Linked DNA regions of Homo sapiens: region 1 is linked to region 2. The links are chromatin contacts, found by Hi-C or POLR2A ChIA-PET in ENCODE. All regions are on one chromosome and are shown on one strand. Each heading gives the region's core, a stretch centred on a gene start or an enhancer-like site at or near the end of the contact. The rest is flanking DNA. Distances are from core to core; before and after follow the strand shown.

Region 1 (5,981 bases), core at 3,283-5,782, 130 kb after region 2:
AATTGTATGTAATTTGTACTGAGAACTGTTTTAACTTGAGTTCCAAAGTAAGAGGAAATATGGAGGAACATGCTCCAAATCTTGTGCAACACATTTTAACTTATTCTTCTTTTCTTTCTTCTTTTTATTTATTTTTTTAAAGGTGGGGTCTTGCTCTGTTGCACAGGCTGGAGTGCAGTGGCACAATCATGGCTCACTGTAGCCTTGAACTACTGAGCTCAAGTGATCCTTCTGCCTCAGCTTCCTGGGAATGCAGACACCTTCCAGCAAGCCTGGCTAACATAAAAAATTTTTATAAAGATAGGATCTCACTATGTTGCCCAGGTGGGTCTCAAACTCCTGGTCTTAAGCAATCCTCCAGCCTTGGCCTCCCAAAGCTCTGGGATTATACATAGGAGCCACCAGGCCTAGCCCTTTTCTTTTCTTTTCTCTTTTCTTCTTTTATTTTTGTCTTCCCTTCCTTTCTTTCCCCTCTTTCCCTCCCTCTCTCCTTTCTTCCTTTCCTTCCTTCCTTCATCATCCACTGAATATGGTGGCCAAAATGAGTTGACAATTGTCGAATGTTGCGGCAAGGTGAGGGGTGTACAGGTCATCATTGTTCTTTTCTCTATATTTTTGCATGTTTGAAACTTTCCATAATAAAAAAGGAAAAATGGATCAGTGGCCAAGAGAAATGATCCTCGCTTGAGTATTGGGCTGTTCTTAGCTTGAAAGAACCATTGCAGAAAACTCAACAGAAGCAGAAATTACATACAGTTCAAACTCATTTTCCTAGGAGGCTTTTTTTTTTTTTTAAGAAGTATTTTGCTGGAACCTAAAAACCACACTCCCAAACTGTTTCAACATGATCCCTGCTGGCAGGAGTCAGAGATGGCTGGTGTACAAGACGGTTGAGAAAGCCCATGACATACAGTTAGTGGCTGGTTGAGATAGTTTCCAAATATAAATAAACGGTTGGAGGACTAGAAAAATAGGCAGAAAGCAGTGATTCTGACATTAGTCACATGGCTGCCATACATGACCTACTTTACCTGAGAACCAAAAATATAGTTTTAGGTTCTTCCACGTTACAGTTCCTACATGTCTTGCTGCTTGTGGGGAACTCCTTGCCTGGCTTCTTCAAATAAGCAGAATGTACAACCATGCTTAGAGCAGGCTGCTCTCTATTTCAGATTTTCCAGGGGAAAAGAGGAATGTACATTAGGCAGATTATTTTACCTCCCTAGTCATGCCAGGGTAAGCTTCCTAGACCAACTAATTCTCCTTCAAGGTCTGGCAGCTCCCAGCTCCCAGCTGCCAGGGGGCCAGGCAGAGCTCCTTCCTCCTCCACTATCTGTGGCCCCAAAGATTCCCCTTCCACCAGGGCCGGCGACCAACTGACCACAGGCTGAGTGCTCCAGGCCCTGGCAGCTCAGAGGACGGGGAAACAGCAGCACACTTGCGGCCCCCTGGAGTCTGTCCCATCTGCCCTACCATCCTGTCATCTCCAAGGATCACCCAAGCTCTGGCCAGGCTGGTAATCTGTCTCCTTTGCATGCCCTTGCTCCCTGCTGCTCTGTGGGGCTTTCCCATGGACTCCTGACTCCTCTTTTACTCTCATGGCAACCCTTTCCATTGGGCTGTCTGGGATTCCTGTTCTTCAGTGGATACTTCCTTCTGTGTCCTCAGTCTCAGAGAATGCGCACCCTAGCTGAAGTTCTGCTCTCTCCAGAGTATCCCGGCTTCCCCCTTTTCACATTTCATCTACTGGGTTGGGGACCCATTTACGCCAATACTCCATGATCACTTGCAATCTATGACTCTTCCTCCTTTTGGAAAATACCCCTGCTCTGTAGAGTCCTTGATATTTAAGATGTGTGTGTGTGTATGTGTGTGTGTGCACGTGTGCGTGCACGTGTGCTCGTGTGTGTGCGCATATATAGCGTTAAGTGCTCCGGCTTCAATATCCAATGATGTGGGTTCTAATTTCGGTTTTGTACTCACTAGTCTGTGAGACTTTGGTCAAGTTACTTTTTTGAAGGCTTGTTAACTCTTCTATAAAATGTGGACGGCAGTACTTCTATAGCATGGGGTTGTTGTGAGGATTACATGAGAAGATCCATATGAAGTGTCTAGCACATTTCTGGTGTAACTCAGTCGACGTTAACTATGATCACATTTGGGCTGCTCACTTGCCTTTTCAAATCCCCCACCATTTGAAAAATGTCAGTGTTCTTTGGCACCACACAACCTGCTCCTGACAGTTCCCAGCTTCCTTAACTCTGGGGCATGCATTTCTACCACAGGCCTGCCCCACTTTCTGGCAACAACCTCCTAATCTATCTGCTCCTTCTCCCTGCCTGGGTCACCTCCTTCCTGTCTACCATGTCCTTGTCTCCCCGTAGCACTAGCCTAGGACCCTCCAACCTCAGCCAGATAGTCTACTTTCACTGAGACCTACACAGTTTGTGGTGTGTACCTGACTCATCTTGTGTGACTGTCATGTTTATTCTGTGGTTATATTTTTCATAATTCTTCCATTATAAGGATCCATATGGGGCTGAACCACTTCCTATACCCCACCCGCATTCCCACAAGCTGGATCGCATGTGAAGAATCTGATAATCTCTCTCTCATCTGGAGATTTGGTCTTAGTTCAGTAATGCCCCTGATCCAGGGAGTTAGTTGTCTAGGACACAGACTTGGCAGGGAGGTGAGGTGGCACTTTTCAGTGGCCATGACTCTGTAGCTGGGAAGCAAGGAAGCCACAGGGTGGTCTTGATCATGTGAACCAAGCCCGTGAGCTTGGAGGAGGGGTGGCACAGGGCCTGTGAGCGGTGGACACGCTCAGCCATGTTTCTGTGCTTCTGAGTTTTAGGCTTGTTAAATTTTCTTGATGTTCTTTGATTTCCCTTTCTCCTTTCTTTAGTAGCTTTGGAAATTCCAGTCTGTTTCACTTCTGCTGAAACACAGCAAGGATAAGGGAATTTTCCCTGGTGTGGCTCCATCTTTAAGATGACACTTAACTTTGGGAGGCAGAATGCCAGGGGCAGAGGGAGTCCGACCGAGGGCTCTCTATGGTGATCCCCCACCTGTGGCACACAGAGGATGCCCAAGTCAGCGAGCTGAGACCTTCCTGTCCCAGGGACGTGTAGAGCCAGGGAATTTGGGGGAGAAGATTTGGCTTGGCTTGTGCCTTATCTTTCCCATCATTCTGAGAGGTGAAGTGGCTCTTTCTCAGAATGGAATGGAGAGGAAGGAAGATTCTTGTGGTTACTGGAGAATTAGAACATGACAAGGTACTCGCTCCATTTTGTTTGAGATTTTATGAATTCTCAAAATATCAGAGGCATTTCTATCAAAAAAAAGAGAAAGGTCCCCAAAAGGCAACTCTTGAGTGACCACCATTTTGGAGGATTTATTCATTCTTGTCTTGTAGGTGGGTAATAAAGAATAAAATATAATTGTATAATACTTTAAAAAGACTATACAGGCAGTTGGGAGTCCGTCCACCAGGCTCTGCTCACTCGCTGAAAGGCAACGTGATTTACTATAAGATGCTTAACTTTGCTGTATATTTCCTGAGGTTTAAAATAAGATCTGTACTTATCTTTTCCTTTAAACTGACATGAATAAGGGAACATTTATGTCAAATAATTTGAGCAACTCAAAGGAGCAAAGTGCTTTAAAAATGCCAACTGGACTGTGAAGTTTTTAGGTATTTGAGGAGATCTACAAAATGGACTGGAAAAAATGGGCATGTCTCCAGAAATCACCAACAGCTGTGCGTTTAAAGATAACTAAAAATAATATTTCATATTGAGAAATTGGAATATCGGGGTTGAGTAGACCGGAAAATAGGGAAGAAAAGGAGAAGACACAGAAAAAAAAAGCCTTAAAACTTCGTGCTTCAGCAGTTGAACCTCTCTTGATTATCATTCCCAGAATTCCATTCTACTTTTTCCATTTTTTTTTTTTTTTTGAGATGGAGTTTTGCTCTGTTGTGCAGGCTGGAGTGCAGTGGCACGATCTTGGCTCACTGCCACCTCCGTCTCCTGGGTTCAAGTGATTCTCCTGTCTCAGGCTCTGAGTAGCTGGGATTACAGGCGCCCGCCACCACACCCAGCTAATTTCTGTATTTTTAGTAGAGACGGGGTTTTGCCATGTTGCCCAGGCTGGTCTCGAACTCCTGACCTCAGGTGATCCACCCACCTTGGCCTTCCAAAGTGCTGGGATTACAGGCGTGAACCTCCGTGCCCGGCCTACTTTTTCCAGATTTGGTCATGAGTTTCCTAGGGCTGCCATAATGAAGGACTACAAACTGGGTGACCTAAAACAAGAGATCTATTTTCTCCAATTCTGGAGAACAGGAGTCTGAAATCAAGGTGTGGGCAGGCCTGGTTTCTTCCGGAGCTCCTTCCATCTCTCCCAGCTGCTAACAGTCCTTGGTGTTCCTTGGCTAGTGGACGCATCACCCCCCTCTCTCCCTCTGTCGTCCCACCGCGTTCTGTCTCTGCATCTCAGTGTTCAAATCTCCTCTCCTTATAAAGACAGCAGTCACATTGGATGAGCGCCACCTAGTGGCCGAAGTTTAACTTGAGGACAACTGCAAAGACCCTCCTTCCAATAATGTCACATTGGCATGTAAAGAGGGGTTAGGACTTCAACATATTTTTTCGGAGAAGACATACAATTCAACCCAAAACACTGACCAAAACTTCACTTTCCCTGGGCGACCCCAGCATGGCAAGTTCTCTGCGTGAATAAGGCAGTGGTTGTTTAACAGGCGTGCCAGGAGGCTCAGGGAGCAGGAGCTACAGGGACCTGCATTGTATTCTAAGCGACATGAGGGCGCCTTGCTGTAGTTTCTTTCCTGGGTCTTATCATGCCTCTCCTAGCTCTCAGTTGCTCTTCAGCTTGCAATCCAAGACATGTATTTGTAGTTTAATGAACAAATCATATACTTAAAAAAATGGGTTAGTTTAATCTTAAAAAATCAAAGGCTTTAAAAAAGGGATCACAATGTATGTTTCTAGCCTCTTGCATTCACCTTTACCTTTCCTCCTCCATCTGCTACAGTCACAAGGAGAGCATCCACTTGACCTGTAGTCAGGGAGCACTGCTAAAGGTTGTATCTTCACTCAGCTGCAGTCAGCTTGTGACCGCAGATGCGTTATGAAATTAAATGTCCTCCTATTTTAAAGCTTCTACGAGTCATTAAAATTTTTTTGTTTATGGATATCATCAGGAGTGGTAGGGTGGGAGGAGGATAAGGGAAAGAGAAGAGGATGTTTTCAGCTGAGCAGAGGAAGCAAAGTTTGACATTTACAAGACCCGCATGTTATCTCTGGCCTGACCGTCTTGGTTCACATTCTTGTGTGGGTTCAAGTTTCCTGAGCACATGCATATTGACCTTAGTAAGAGGCCAACTCTGGATTGCCACGAGTCAGCTAACTCCTGCTGCCAGAAAATGGATTTTTTTTCTTCAGCAAGAAGTGCCTTGTGCAATTTTTCCTAATCAGGTCTGAAAAATAGTGACCTCTCATTTTGCAAAAACAGTTCACTATTGACAATATTAATAAAAACACGTGAGTTTACATAAATTAAGGGTTTTGGGTCTATTTCTGTGTGCTTTGACTGCAGTGCCTCCTAGTGGACACTTTTATGCTATACAAGTTTCTCATGGTTGATTAGTACTCACAGAAATGTTAAGAATGCATTTGAACAAACTCATTGTTTTCTACAGTAGGTTCCTCTTTTGTTTCTTGTTAGGTTTTAATTTTTCCCCAGCTAAGGTTCACTTCAATACATGACCAAATTGTGTCTATGTACAATCCTCTGATTGTTCAGAGGAAATTTTCTACACCCCCCTTTTCCTCATCTTAGGAGAGAATTTAAAGAGAATAAAATGCGCGCATGAGTAAGTTGCCATAAGAGCTTTTAAACTGTGGTTGGTAACATGATATATGTATCTGGAAAACTAGAATGCTAAAAATACCGCA
Region 2 (5,813 bases), core at 559-3,058:
CATTTTCTGTGAGAATCGGTAAGTATACGCAAAGACAGTCTTCACACACCAGGCATTAAAATACATAAATATCAAAGACCGTATTGGAAAATTATTTGGTCACTTAGCTAAACTAAAGGATAAGATTAGAAAATCAAAATGGAACTTGGTCTAGGACAAAGCTCACGATGTATTTGGGCCAAAGTGTCATTCTACCATTGTTAGGGGAATTCCCATCAACTGCCAAAGCTTGGGCTCTGCCCAGAAAGGGATTAATTCCAAGACAGTGTTCCCTGAGTGCCTTCCAACCACACCCACTACTACTCAGTGCCTTCTGGACACCCCAAATGTTGTCTTATTCATGCCAACTTTTATATTTTTGAAATATGCTTCTGCAATACAATTTATAAAGAGGGGAGAACACAGACTTTAGGGAAGGCGCTCTCTCTCCAGTCAGTTTCCTCAAGGCTCATAAATTCCCGGCACCTGGCTTCATTCTCAGACAATGAATCCACGATTTTCTGGCTTCAGTACAAAGCAGGGAGGACCTAGCTCCTGGCTGTTTGTGAATCTCTTCGATTTTCCGGCTTCAATACAAAGCAGGGAGGACCTAGCTCCTGGCTGTTTGTGAATCTCTTCGTCTCCTATAAAACAACAGTTCTGGCCTGATGCAGTGGCTCACGCCTGTAGTCCCAGCACTTTGGGAGGCCGAAGCAGGGGGATCACGAGGTCAGGATTTCAAGACCAGCCTGACCCAACATGGTGAAACCCCATCTCTACTAAACATGGTAAAACCCCATCTCCACAAAAAAATGAGCTGAGTGTGGTGGTGCATGCCTGTAATACCAGCTACTCAGGAGGCTGAGGCAGGAGAATCATTTGAACCTGGGAGGCAGAGGTTGCAGTGGGCCGAGATCGTGCTATTGCACTCCAGCCTGGGCGACGAGCAAGGCTCCATCTCAACAACAACAAAAAAAAAAACAAAAAAAAAAAAACAGTTCTGGCTGAGTGCAGTGGCTCATGCCTGTAATCCCAGCACTCTGGGAGGCTGAGGTGGGTGGATCTCTTGAGGTCGGGAATTCAAGATCAGCCTGGCCAAGATGGTGAAACCCCATCTCTACTAAAAATATAAAAATTAGTGGGGCATGGTGGCTCATGCCTGTAATCCCAGCTACTTGAGAAGTTGAGGCAGGAATATCATTTGAATCCAGTGAGCTGAGATCGTGCCACTGCACTCCAGCCTGGGCAACAGAGTGAGACTCTGTCTCAAAAAAAAAAAAAAAAGAACAGTTCTTCCTGCATAACAGCACTAAGTATTGCCTCCTCTCCTCTCAGTTTTGCATTTTTTTTCAGGTAGAAGAGATTATCTGCAATATGGAATTTGCACATTCGTATTGTCTTCTCCTGGGAAGTTGCCTAGACACATGCCCCAATTTGGAAGTCCTTTTGTAATTTAGCTATGCCGTTTTCCTGGGGTTGAAGTTCAGGGGAGAAGCACAGCCTGAGATTTACTCTCCTCTCTTCACCTTTGCTTCTCCCTCTCAAAGTAGAGTCTCATTCAAAGCAAAGTGTCCTTGGCAACCAGTTTAGCAAGTTTTTCTTTTTTTTTTCTTTTGGGATTCTTGGCTGCCAGTGTGGGGCTGTTCGAGATGAGCCTCATCCAGCAGTTTTAATCTTGTGGCTCTAGGTGGGACTTTTACTGGATAAGCTGAGACTCAGTAACAGGCAGAGTTGTCTGGAGGTTGGCAAAACCTACTGGATGACCCTCAAGCTCTTTAACACGTCTACTATGTGTCTGCCTTTGTTACAGTAGCTTTTCTCTGGGGCAGTATGGGACAAACGGGCTGCCTGCCAAGGTAAAATGTGACTAAATTCATTTCTTTATAAACAAGACCTTGGTGAAAATGAAAATTTGTACTCCTCTCCACTCTGGAGCTTAGCTGGAGGTTCCTACTAAATTAAACTGAAGTAAACCCAAATCAATGCTGACTAATAGAATCCAAACTATTAGGCTCTGGAAGGAGGCTCTGGAAGCCCAATGGCAGAGAATTAAGAATAGAAATCTCCCTTCTGGCTCCTAGGCCTGTGGTCTGAATTATTTCCTGTACTTCTGCCCTCTTGTCTACTTGCATCAGTGATTAAGAACATTTGGGGCCAGCGCAGTGGCTCACGCCTGTAATCCCAGCACTTTGGGAGGCTGAGGCCAGTGGATCACTTGAGGTTGGAAGTTTGAGACCAGCCTGGCCAACATGGTAAAACCCCATCTGTACTAAAAACACAAAAATTAGGCCCGGCAAGGTGGCTCACACCTGTAATCCCAGCACTTTGGGAGTCCAAGGTGGACGGATCACCTGAGGTCAGGAGTTCAAGACCAGCCTGGCCAACATGGCAAAATCCCGGTCTCTACTGAAAATACATAGATTAGATGGATGTGGTGGTGCATGCCTGTAATCCCAGCTACTCAGGAGGCTGAGACAGGAGAATTGCTTGAACCCAGGAAGCGGAGGTTGCAGTGAGCTGAGATTGTGCCATTGCACTCTGTCTCAAAAAATAAATAAAATCCTTTCTCTAACATCAGAGTTTTAGCCTTTGCACATGGCTATCTTCTTAGGCACAGTTTGTAGAAGAAAGTATTACGTTTATTTAATTACTCATTCATTCAACAAATATTTATTAAACATGTGTGCTAAGCAATCTTCTAGGTGCTAAGGAGACGGGTGAGTTGTGAGCACAACAAAGATCTCTGTCTTTGAAGAACTTACATTCTAGTGCAAGGAGACAGATGGAAAATGACATAGATAGCTTGGACAACATGGTGAAACCCCATCTCTACAAAAAAATACAAAAACTCGCCGGGCGTGGTGGTGCATTCCTGTTGTCCCAGCTACTCGGGAGGCTGACATGGTAGGATCACTTGAGCCCAGGACGGGAGGTGGAAGTTGCAGTGAGCTGAGATTGTGCCACTGCACTCCAGCCTGGGCAACAAGCAAGACTCTGTCTCAAAAAAAAAAAAAAAAAAAAAAAAAAGAGAGAGATAGACCAGGGAAATCTATGGCATCTTAGAAGTGATAACTGAGCTGGGGGAAGGGTGGGGTACTATGTAAAAAGACCTACCTAGTGGAATGAAGACCTGAAAAGAAGAGAGGGAATGAGCCACGAAGGCAAAGGAGAGAAGGCAGGAGAGACCCTGGCATATTCAATGTATCTGGAGAAAGTGAGAAAGGATCATGAGGTGAAGACAGGAGGGTAAGGATGGGGCGGTCCTGTGTAGACCATGGAAAGATCATGTAAAGATCATGCACAGATCATAGATCATACATAGATCATGAACAGATCACACAGAGCTCACAGACAGGTCATGGATCATGCACAGATCGTAGATTATGCATAGAACATGAGATGGGAAGCTGTTGGACAGTTTTTCAATTTTAAAAATTCAGTTAATTAATTAAATTTAAGAGGCAGGGTCTCAACTGGGTGTGGTGGCTCACGCCTGCAATTCCAGCACTTTGGGAGGCCAAGGCAGGCGGATCACCTGAGGTCAGGAGATCAAGACCAGCCTTGTCAACATGGTGAAATGCCATCTCTACTAAAAATACAAAAGTTAGCCGGGCGTGGTGGCAGGTGCCTGTAATCCCAGCTACTTGGGAGGCTGAGGCAGGAGAATCGTTTGAGCCCAGAAGGCAGAGATTGCAGTGAGCCAAGATCATGCCACTGCACTCCTGCCTGGGTGGCAGAGCAAGACTCTGTCTCACAAAAACAGACAAACAAACAAACAAAAAAAACAGTGTGATCTGATTCATGTTTTAACAAAATCACACTGATTTCAAGGTTGGAAATTGGCCTGTTGGTAAACAAGGGTGGGAGCAGGGAAGCCAGTAAGGGCTCTAGCGAGTTATTCGGGCAAGAGATGGGGGTGGCCTGGACCAGGTTGGTGGCATGGAGGAGGTGGATGGTGGTCAGATTCTGTATATTTTTTTTGTAGTAGAATTGAAAAGATTTATCCACAGATTACATGGGTGTAGAAGAGTCAAAGATGATTCCAAAGTTTTTATTTGTGCAACTGATAAGAATGGACTGGCTATGTACTGAGATTGATGAGAAATGTGAGAGTACCTGGTTGGCTGGAGGGAGGGTATGGTTGTCAACAACTTGGCTTTGTACATTAAATTTGAGACGATTATTAGACATCCCACTAGAAATATCAAAAAATATATATTGGATAAAAGAGTTGAAATTCAGGGGAGGTTGGGCATGGTGGCTCACACCTGTAATCCCAACACTTTGAGAGGCCAAGGCAGGAGGACCTCTTGAGGCCAGGAGTTCAAGAACAGCCTGGGCCACGTAGTGAGACCCCCTAACTCTACAAAAAATTAAATAAATTAGCCGGGCATGGTGGTGCATACCTGTAGTCCTAGCGCCTCAGCAAGTTGAGGCAGGAGGATTGCCTGAACCTAGGAATTTTAAGCTGCAGTGAGCCATGATCATGCCACTGCACTCCAGCCTGGGCAACAGAAGAGACCCTGTCTCTAGAAAAAAGGAAAAAAAAGAGAGTTCAGGGTAGATGTCTGAGCTGGAGGGGCTCTACATTTGGTAATTATAAGCATTGTTGACGGCATGTAAAGCTAGACCACTGGATGAGCTCACTAAGGAAGGGAGTGTATCCTTGGAGTTAGAAGGTTTGGGTCCAGGTTGCAGCTTGAACACTCAGGGGTCTGTCACCCCCTGCATGGTGGCTCCGCTTCTTCAGCTGTAAACTTGCGATTATAATATTTGCATCATGATGGTACCCTTAGGATAGACCTAAAGTGGTGCCGGATGCTCAATAAACATTGGCTGCATATTGTCAATGAATAAATAGAATTCCTGTGTCTAAACAGCGAAGAACATTTATTTTACTTGCCAAGTGTCTCTTTATTTTACTTGCCAATTGTCTCTTCATTTTGACATTCACTCATTCACTATCAGGGAGTCTCACTATCAGTGAGGAGAAAGGTGGGATGGGAGGGCAGGAATTCTAGTGTATCCGGACAAATAAGCCACTATTAACTGAGCATTTATGAGGTGCCTGGGGCTGTCATCTCTTTTCATACATTGTCTCATTTTATTCTCATAGCAACCTTAGGAGATAGCTACTTCAAGGTTCCAGTTTTACAGATGAGACTAGGTAGTGTACCCAAGAACATGGCAGCTAAAGAATCTGAAGTCGGATTAGGACCCAGGTCCAGCTGATTCCAAAACTCAATTATTATTTACCCTTCCTGCCATGCTGTCAGCCGAGGAGGGCTCTCCTAAGTCTCTCCACTGACACTGGGTGAGGCTCCCCGTCACCTCCCATCTTCTCTTTCTTAGCCTAAGGTTGCACAGCTGCCAAGTAAGTGGTGGGATCAAATTTCTTTCTTTCTTTCTTTTTGAGGCAGAGTTTGGCTCTTGTTGCCCAGGCTGGAGTGCAATGGAGCAATCTCGGCTCACGGCAACCTCTGCCTCCTGGGTTCAAGTGATTCTCCTGCCTCAGCCTCCCAAGTAGCTGGGATTACAGGCATGCGCCACCATGCCCAATTTTGTATTTTTAGTAGAGATGGGGTTTCTCCATGTTGGCGAGGCTGGTCTTGAACTCCTGACCTCAGGTGATCTGCCTGCCTTGGTCTCCCAAAGTGGTGGGATTACAGGTGTGAGCCACCGCACCGGCCTAAATGCTACACAATTTAAGAGCTTGTTTGGATTAATGCAGGACCCACAGCTCATTACTGAACAATCACTGAGTATACGTGTTCCAAATGCACAGGGGGTTATTCCTAAGAAAGCAATCAGCCTAGTGGACCGCAGAATGCCAT

The links. A loop is a pair of places that touch in the nucleus more often than their neighbours do. ChIA-PET counts read pairs that join two places held with the same protein, here RNA polymerase II (POLR2A). Pooled maps may share reads with other maps.
Region 1: a loop to region 2 is called in a map of PC-3, with 4 times the contacts of the local background. The contact joins two enhancer-like sites. A Hi-C loop is called at or near these places in 3 of 168 maps with a recorded cell type or tissue (Calu3, PC-3 and PC-9) and 1 of 50 pooled maps. POLR2A ChIA-PET finds 5 or more read pairs at or near these places in 2 of 52 experiments (IMR-90 and Panc1).

The regions. Positions count from the first base shown.
Region 1 is chr5:17,185,044-17,191,024 of GRCh38, forward strand. The region is part of intron 1 of BASP1-AS1 (BASP1 antisense RNA 1); the gene reads right to left. Among named protein-coding and RNA genes, the nearest start is that of BASP1-AS1, 29 kb to the right of the region's middle. RefSeq lists a silencer at 5,237-5,531. Within about 2 kb of position 4,533, at least 5 of the 41 ENCODE cell types and tissues checked have a DNase peak (open chromatin) inside an H3K27ac peak, as active enhancers do.
Region 2 is chr5:17,055,968-17,061,780 of GRCh38, forward strand. No RefSeq gene overlaps it. Among named protein-coding and RNA genes, the nearest start is that of MIR10522, 97 kb to the right of the region's middle. Within about 2 kb of position 1,809, at least 6 of the 41 ENCODE cell types and tissues checked have a DNase peak (open chromatin) inside an H3K27ac peak, as active enhancers do.